Regions from separate parts of the Homo sapiens genome. Here region 1 is linked to region 2. A link is a contact called in ENCODE Hi-C or POLR2A ChIA-PET data. All regions are on one chromosome and are shown on one strand. Each heading gives the region's core, a stretch centred on a gene start or an enhancer-like site at or near the end of the contact. The rest is flanking DNA. Distances are from core to core; before and after follow the strand shown.

Region 1 (2,700 bases), core at 120-2,619, 120 kb after region 2:
GACAGAGGTGGGGTCAGTGATGACTCAGAGGCACAATATCATCTGGATCAAGAGCAAGAGTTTTAGACTCAAGCAGACCCAATTGGTTTGAAATGTCTGCCAAGTCAGGTTATCTCTCTAAGCTTTAGTGTCCTATCTTTTTTTTTTTTTTTTAAAAAGGACATTGATAGGAATTCCTCATAGATTTATTGCAAAGAAAAATGATATAATGCATGTACAGCACTTGGCACAAGGCCTGGCACTGAGCAAATCTTCAAAGACAATTGGCTGCTTTTAAAAAACTATTTTAGTATAGAAAGAGGAGGAGGGAAAAAAAGGCAGAGGAGGAAGTGAAGGAAGGAGAGCAGAGGAGCGGAGGAATGGGAGGAGATCCAGGAAGGCTGTTGGTTGTCGTCCAGGAGATATGCCCCTGAATAGCTCAGGGTTCCTGAGCAAAGCTCAGCACATTAGCAAAGAGTAAACCGGGGAGTAAACAGAATGTGCCAAGCCTCATACAGAGACTTGAGCTGATACTGAGAGGGAAAGCAAGGACAACACATCCATTTAAAGCTCTGAAATAAATCATGCTGCAAAATGCCTGGGAAACCTCCAATACACCCTGGAGCCTGAAGCACAAGTTAGGCAGCCATCAAGGGGAATTCAGATAATAACTCATGAACCCTGGGGTACTTCCCAGAGCACCATACCCTTCATCCAGGGGAGGGACAATCCGGGGAACTGTGGGATATTGTCCTCAGTTTGTTCTGGGAATCTGAATGAGACCCACTTTGCAGAGGAGTAATCACTGAGAAAAGGGAAGTAACAGCTCTGGGAAAATTAGATAACATCTTGAGGAGGTCCAATAGAATGGGAAAAAGACAAACACATAAACAAAAACTGTATGCAGTGGTGCAAGATATAAGAGAAATATATACCAGATATATAGGGAGCCTAGAGAGGACCATGATAAGTTCTGCTTGGGCGGAGACAGGATAGGCTTGGGAGACTCTCCAACTCTGAAGCCAGACTTTAGAGCATAAGTTCACCAGGATGAGAGTAGAAGGCAGGTACATTCTACGTCTGTTTTGTGAAGTGTCCTTATGTGCCATATGTATTGCTAAATCAGTTTTTAAAAATATCTTGTTCACTGTGTAATGGGTCACAATAATTACATGATCTTACATATAATATATTTATGCAAGTATCAACTTACTGTATACGGAATACTCCCATGTCTTCTTTAATTCTTATGATAGGACAGGAAGATAGGTCTGGTTGTCCCTAATTTCGCAAAATGAGGACAGAGTCTCAGAGGATGTTGAGCTGCATGCCCAGCGTTGCTGCAGTTTGACTGAGACCAGCTGCCTTGGTATTCATTCATATTCAGCAAACATGCACTGAGTCCCTACTCTACTGCCAGGCGCTCTGCTAGATGCTGGGAATACAAAGACAATGCTCAAATGAATTCACAGAAAGGAGGGGGAAACAAATATATAAACAGAATTAAAATACAATGAAGTAAAACCTATTATATGGATGTGCATGTGATTGCTACTGAGAATATGCACAGATGAGCATAGGAAGAGCTACACAGAACAGGTGCCACTGAACGACATCTAGAAGGATGAGTAGGTGTTTAGGGGGTAGAAAAGAGAAAGGCTGTTCCAGGCATGAACACTGCACGTGCAAAGCCGGAGAAACACAAGAGAGCATTACGCGGGGCCAAACTGTGAGAAGTTCAGGAAGGATTGTCCTGGGTTGCTGATGAAAGACCTAGCAGCCAGATCAAAAACAGTCTTTGTGGCTGTGCTCTGGAGTTTGAATTTTCATGCTGTAAGTGGCTGGGATCCACTGGAGGATTTTAATTGTGTGAGTGACAAGATCAGATTTGTTATTCAGAAAGCACACTCTGGCACAGTTCAGTGGGTGGAATGGAAAGTGGTTACCCTGGAGACAGGCAGACCCATTAGGAAGCTATGACAATAATCCAGGAGAGAGAAAATGAGGATAGTGGTTGGAAGAACGGGCAGATTCAATGACTTTCTGGAAGTAGAACTGATGGTCAGGAGAGATTCATTGGGTATAAATGCTGAACAAGAGGAAGAATCAACAGCGATGGCAGGTTTCTGGCTGGGATTTCTAGGTGGATAAGTAAATCATTAACCAAGATGTAGAATACCAAAGAGTTAGCAGGTTGGAGTAGAATATTATAAATACATATGGGAGAAGTTGAATTTTAGGTGTCTCTGGAACCTCTAGGTGAGGATATTATGCACAGTTAATATATTTAGAATTCAGAAGAAAGATTGACTAAAGGTATAGATTTAAGAGTAATCATCAAATAGTTTGTTGTTGAGGTTTTGGCAATCTCCAAAACTACAGGATCTGGGTACCACTGCTTCTACTCAATTCATTTGAACCATCTCTGAAGTAAGTACTAGCTCAAGCTTTGTTCCAAAGTACAAATTAGCATAGCAGCTCAGTAAACAATGTCTCTGAGCTTCTGGAAAGAAAGATGTTCAGTCACCATAAGGCCCAGAATTAATGAAAAGTCAAAGAAATAATAGCTCTATTCTCTAGTTGCTTTTGAACCTCAAATCACTCTTTGGCAACAAGGTAAGAATTTACAGAAACTGCTGAAAAGACCTTCTGGTAAATAGGACAGCAAAAAGAGTTTGTTTTTAATATTTGTTCTAAACCATGTATGTGGTCATGTTTTGA
Region 2 (2,700 bases), core at 7-2,506:
GACCTGGCCAGTGGAAAGCATTTTGGTGGGTCTAATGATTTTGGGAAAATCTCTGCAAGGCTGGAACATTTTGCCACACGTAAGTGGTTATTTCCTTAGCCTCTTCTACATTCACTGAGAGCTCTGTGTAGCTGATTGGAGAGTGAGAGAACTGAAAAACAGTCCCAGTATGAGTCTGTCAAGAGAGATGCTTCAGTGTAAGTAAGTTTTTCAGATGTGTTGCATGTAACAGAGCCTGGTTTCAAACAAAATCTGCCTCATTCTGGTCCATTTAATTCTTGGAAACATAATTTTATATATCCAGAAAGTCCTTTGAGCCCTTCGAGGGAGCACTGTAAAGGCTTTCACCACCACCTTACCGCCGTTCTGTCAAAGCAGGAAATCAAGTCCTGCCAAATGCAAATGAGCTCAGACTCCAAAAGGCCAAGTGTCAAGATGCAGAATGCTGCCGGATTTAGAGATCATGCCCCACATAGATATTTGAGGGTCTAACAAACTATAGAAAGTCATCCTGAACATATTGAAAATGTGTGATTTCAGAAATCCTAGCACGTGCAAAACCATTTTTATATTAGTAAGTCAGAATACCTTTCCTTCCTTTTCATGGTGGCTTCAGAACCTCCAGGGAATTTATCAGAGCCTCCTGTTACTATGGTTGTCTGCTTTCTGTTTTGGAAGAGAAAGGCTTCTTTTTGATTCACATGTCATAGCTGTTCTAAAATAATGCTGACTCAGTGTCTGAAAGATAGCATTGGCTTTGCTGAAAGAAAATAGAAACCGGTCCTCTAAAACCTACTGCTGTCCCTCAAAGAGTTAACGGAGTCAGTTCCAAAGGAGTTAGGCAACGGCTGAAACAGGATAATAAATGTGACACTCTCAGATTATCAGTAGCAAATATTTGATCTTATCAAATAACAGAGGAAGTAGTTTAGTTACAAATAAACCAATCTCTCATAAAACAAGTTTTCACACAGGTTCATTTCATTGAGCTGGAGACAGTTAGAGGCCACTTGTAGGCAGAACTCCCACTCTGTACACTCTGTAACAGCCCCTCGTGATTAATGGACAGCCAGGGGGAGGCTGCATCCTGCGGCTCCAGGCTTCATATCAGCAGAACAGCCATAAACAGCATCTCAGGATTATTGCGAGGAAGTGACTCCTCCTCTGGGAACATAGCTGGGCTTGTGCTCCTTCTCCCTCACCACCCGCCTTCTTTCTGTCCCGCTCGCTCTTTTTCCCTGTAGAGCAGAGACCATCGTGTCCTAGAAACTATAGTAGATGTCACTGCTTGGCACTTGCTGTGCAAAGAGAGGACAAGTATGTGGGTGTGAGGGGGAGGTGGAATGCTACTCTTAAAGTAACAGGGACTGTGCTAGCCAGGGCCTCGATGGAGGCTTTTTTGTTCCAGTCTTTGAAACCACTTTGGTGAAGGCATCCAACTTGGAGTCCAGAAAAAAGTACAAACACTGTTTTAGAGTAGGAAAAAAAAAGTTAGAGCTCCTTCTTTCAAAGTAAAATTCTCATTGAGATTAAGAAGAAGTAAAAAAAAAAAAAATCCTGGTAAGATTAGAGTAAATTAGCAAGTAAAAAGAAAAGGAGAGAAAGCTGGCAAATTTTTGGTGTGTGAATATCATCTCTAATGAAATAGAAATATGAATACTTCTATGTTATAATTTCATGGAAAGTTTGTTTTACTCCCCCTAAGGATTGTAAAAATAAAGCATGCAGATTATATGAAATATGGAAATAGAAACATAAAGCTGAAAAAATTCAACCATGACACCACCATTTGAAGGCAACCATTAAGAACACTTTAGTGGATTTTCTTCCAGGCTTCTTCCAACATCTTTTAAAAAGAGATTGTTGAGACCTTAACCATATGTAGAATTTTCTTTCTTACTATTTTCAGCCAACATTTTAGCATAGTCATGACCCCATCATGTTATTCAGTCTTTTCTTATGTATAATCTTCAGGTTGTAAAATATTTATTTTGCAATTTTAACAAACATAGGGCAGTTTTTAGAATAGGTATGTATTCACGCTAAAAAGCAATGCTTGACTGCTTTATTTTTCAGATGTACTCATTTATTAAAAATTATTTGCTTCGAATAAAAAATTTGTTAAATTGTAATAAAAAATTAAAGGGAAAATTCTATGCTATTATTCTCATGGTTAACTCATTAACTTTTATGTTTAAATATTCTGGGAATTGTATTTTCTGCAGAATTAGAAAAGATTCAGTCCCAATCCCCTAGCCTTATAATGTACTTAACCCCACTAATGCTCTTTCAAATGCATAAATCCAGAAGTCAAGATGAATTTTAAAGACATGACATTCACATTTACCCATTGTTCCCCCTCGACCTACAGTACCTGAATTGAGATACATTTTGCTTATATGAGATATTGGGAACTACTTTTGGTGACCATTATCTTTTCTGATCCAGGAACTGGACACATTTTCTCCCAATCAGCCTCAAAGCCATTATACATTCTCCACAGTAATTTCACTGTGTCTCTCCAACAATGCTTCCCTCTTATTTAAAACCCAAAATAAAAGTTCTGCTGGAAGTGTTTGCATAGAAATATAGTTTCTATGCAAAAACAACAGGCAACCCTCTTATTTTTCTTATCCTGAATTCATTTAAAATATGAAACTTGCCTTTTGGAATAAGATGGGTCCTTTTCCTGTTTCCAGA

Evidence for each region. Hi-C counts contacts between places; a loop is a spot of excess contacts on that map. ChIA-PET counts read pairs that join two places held with the same protein, here RNA polymerase II (POLR2A). Pooled maps may share reads with other maps.
Region 1: a loop to region 2 is called in a map of dorsolateral prefrontal cortex, with 2.8 times the contacts of the local background. The contact joins the promoter of LINC01080 here to the enhancer-like site in region 2. A Hi-C loop is called at or near these places in 6 of 168 maps with a recorded cell type or tissue (Panc1, dorsolateral prefrontal cortex, heart left ventricle and 2 more) and 4 of 50 pooled maps. POLR2A ChIA-PET finds 5 or more read pairs at or near these places in 1 of 52 experiments (activated T-cell).

What each region holds. Positions count from the first base shown.
Region 1 is chr13:80,009,746-80,012,445 of GRCh38, reverse strand. It overlaps LINC01080 (long intergenic non-protein coding RNA 1080), which reads right to left and starts at 1,369. Exons shown (of 2, transcript NR_104138.1): 1 at 1,193-1,369.
Region 2 is chr13:80,131,476-80,134,175 of GRCh38, reverse strand. All of the region lies in intron 2 of LOC105370275 (a long non-coding RNA gene), which reads left to right. Among named protein-coding and RNA genes, the nearest start is that of LINC01080, 120 kb to the right of the region's middle. RefSeq lists an enhancer at 631-1,130. Within about 2 kb of position 1,256, at least 29 of the 41 ENCODE cell types and tissues checked have a DNase peak (open chromatin) inside an H3K27ac peak, as active enhancers do; they include Panc1 and dorsolateral prefrontal cortex, where a contact is called at or near this core.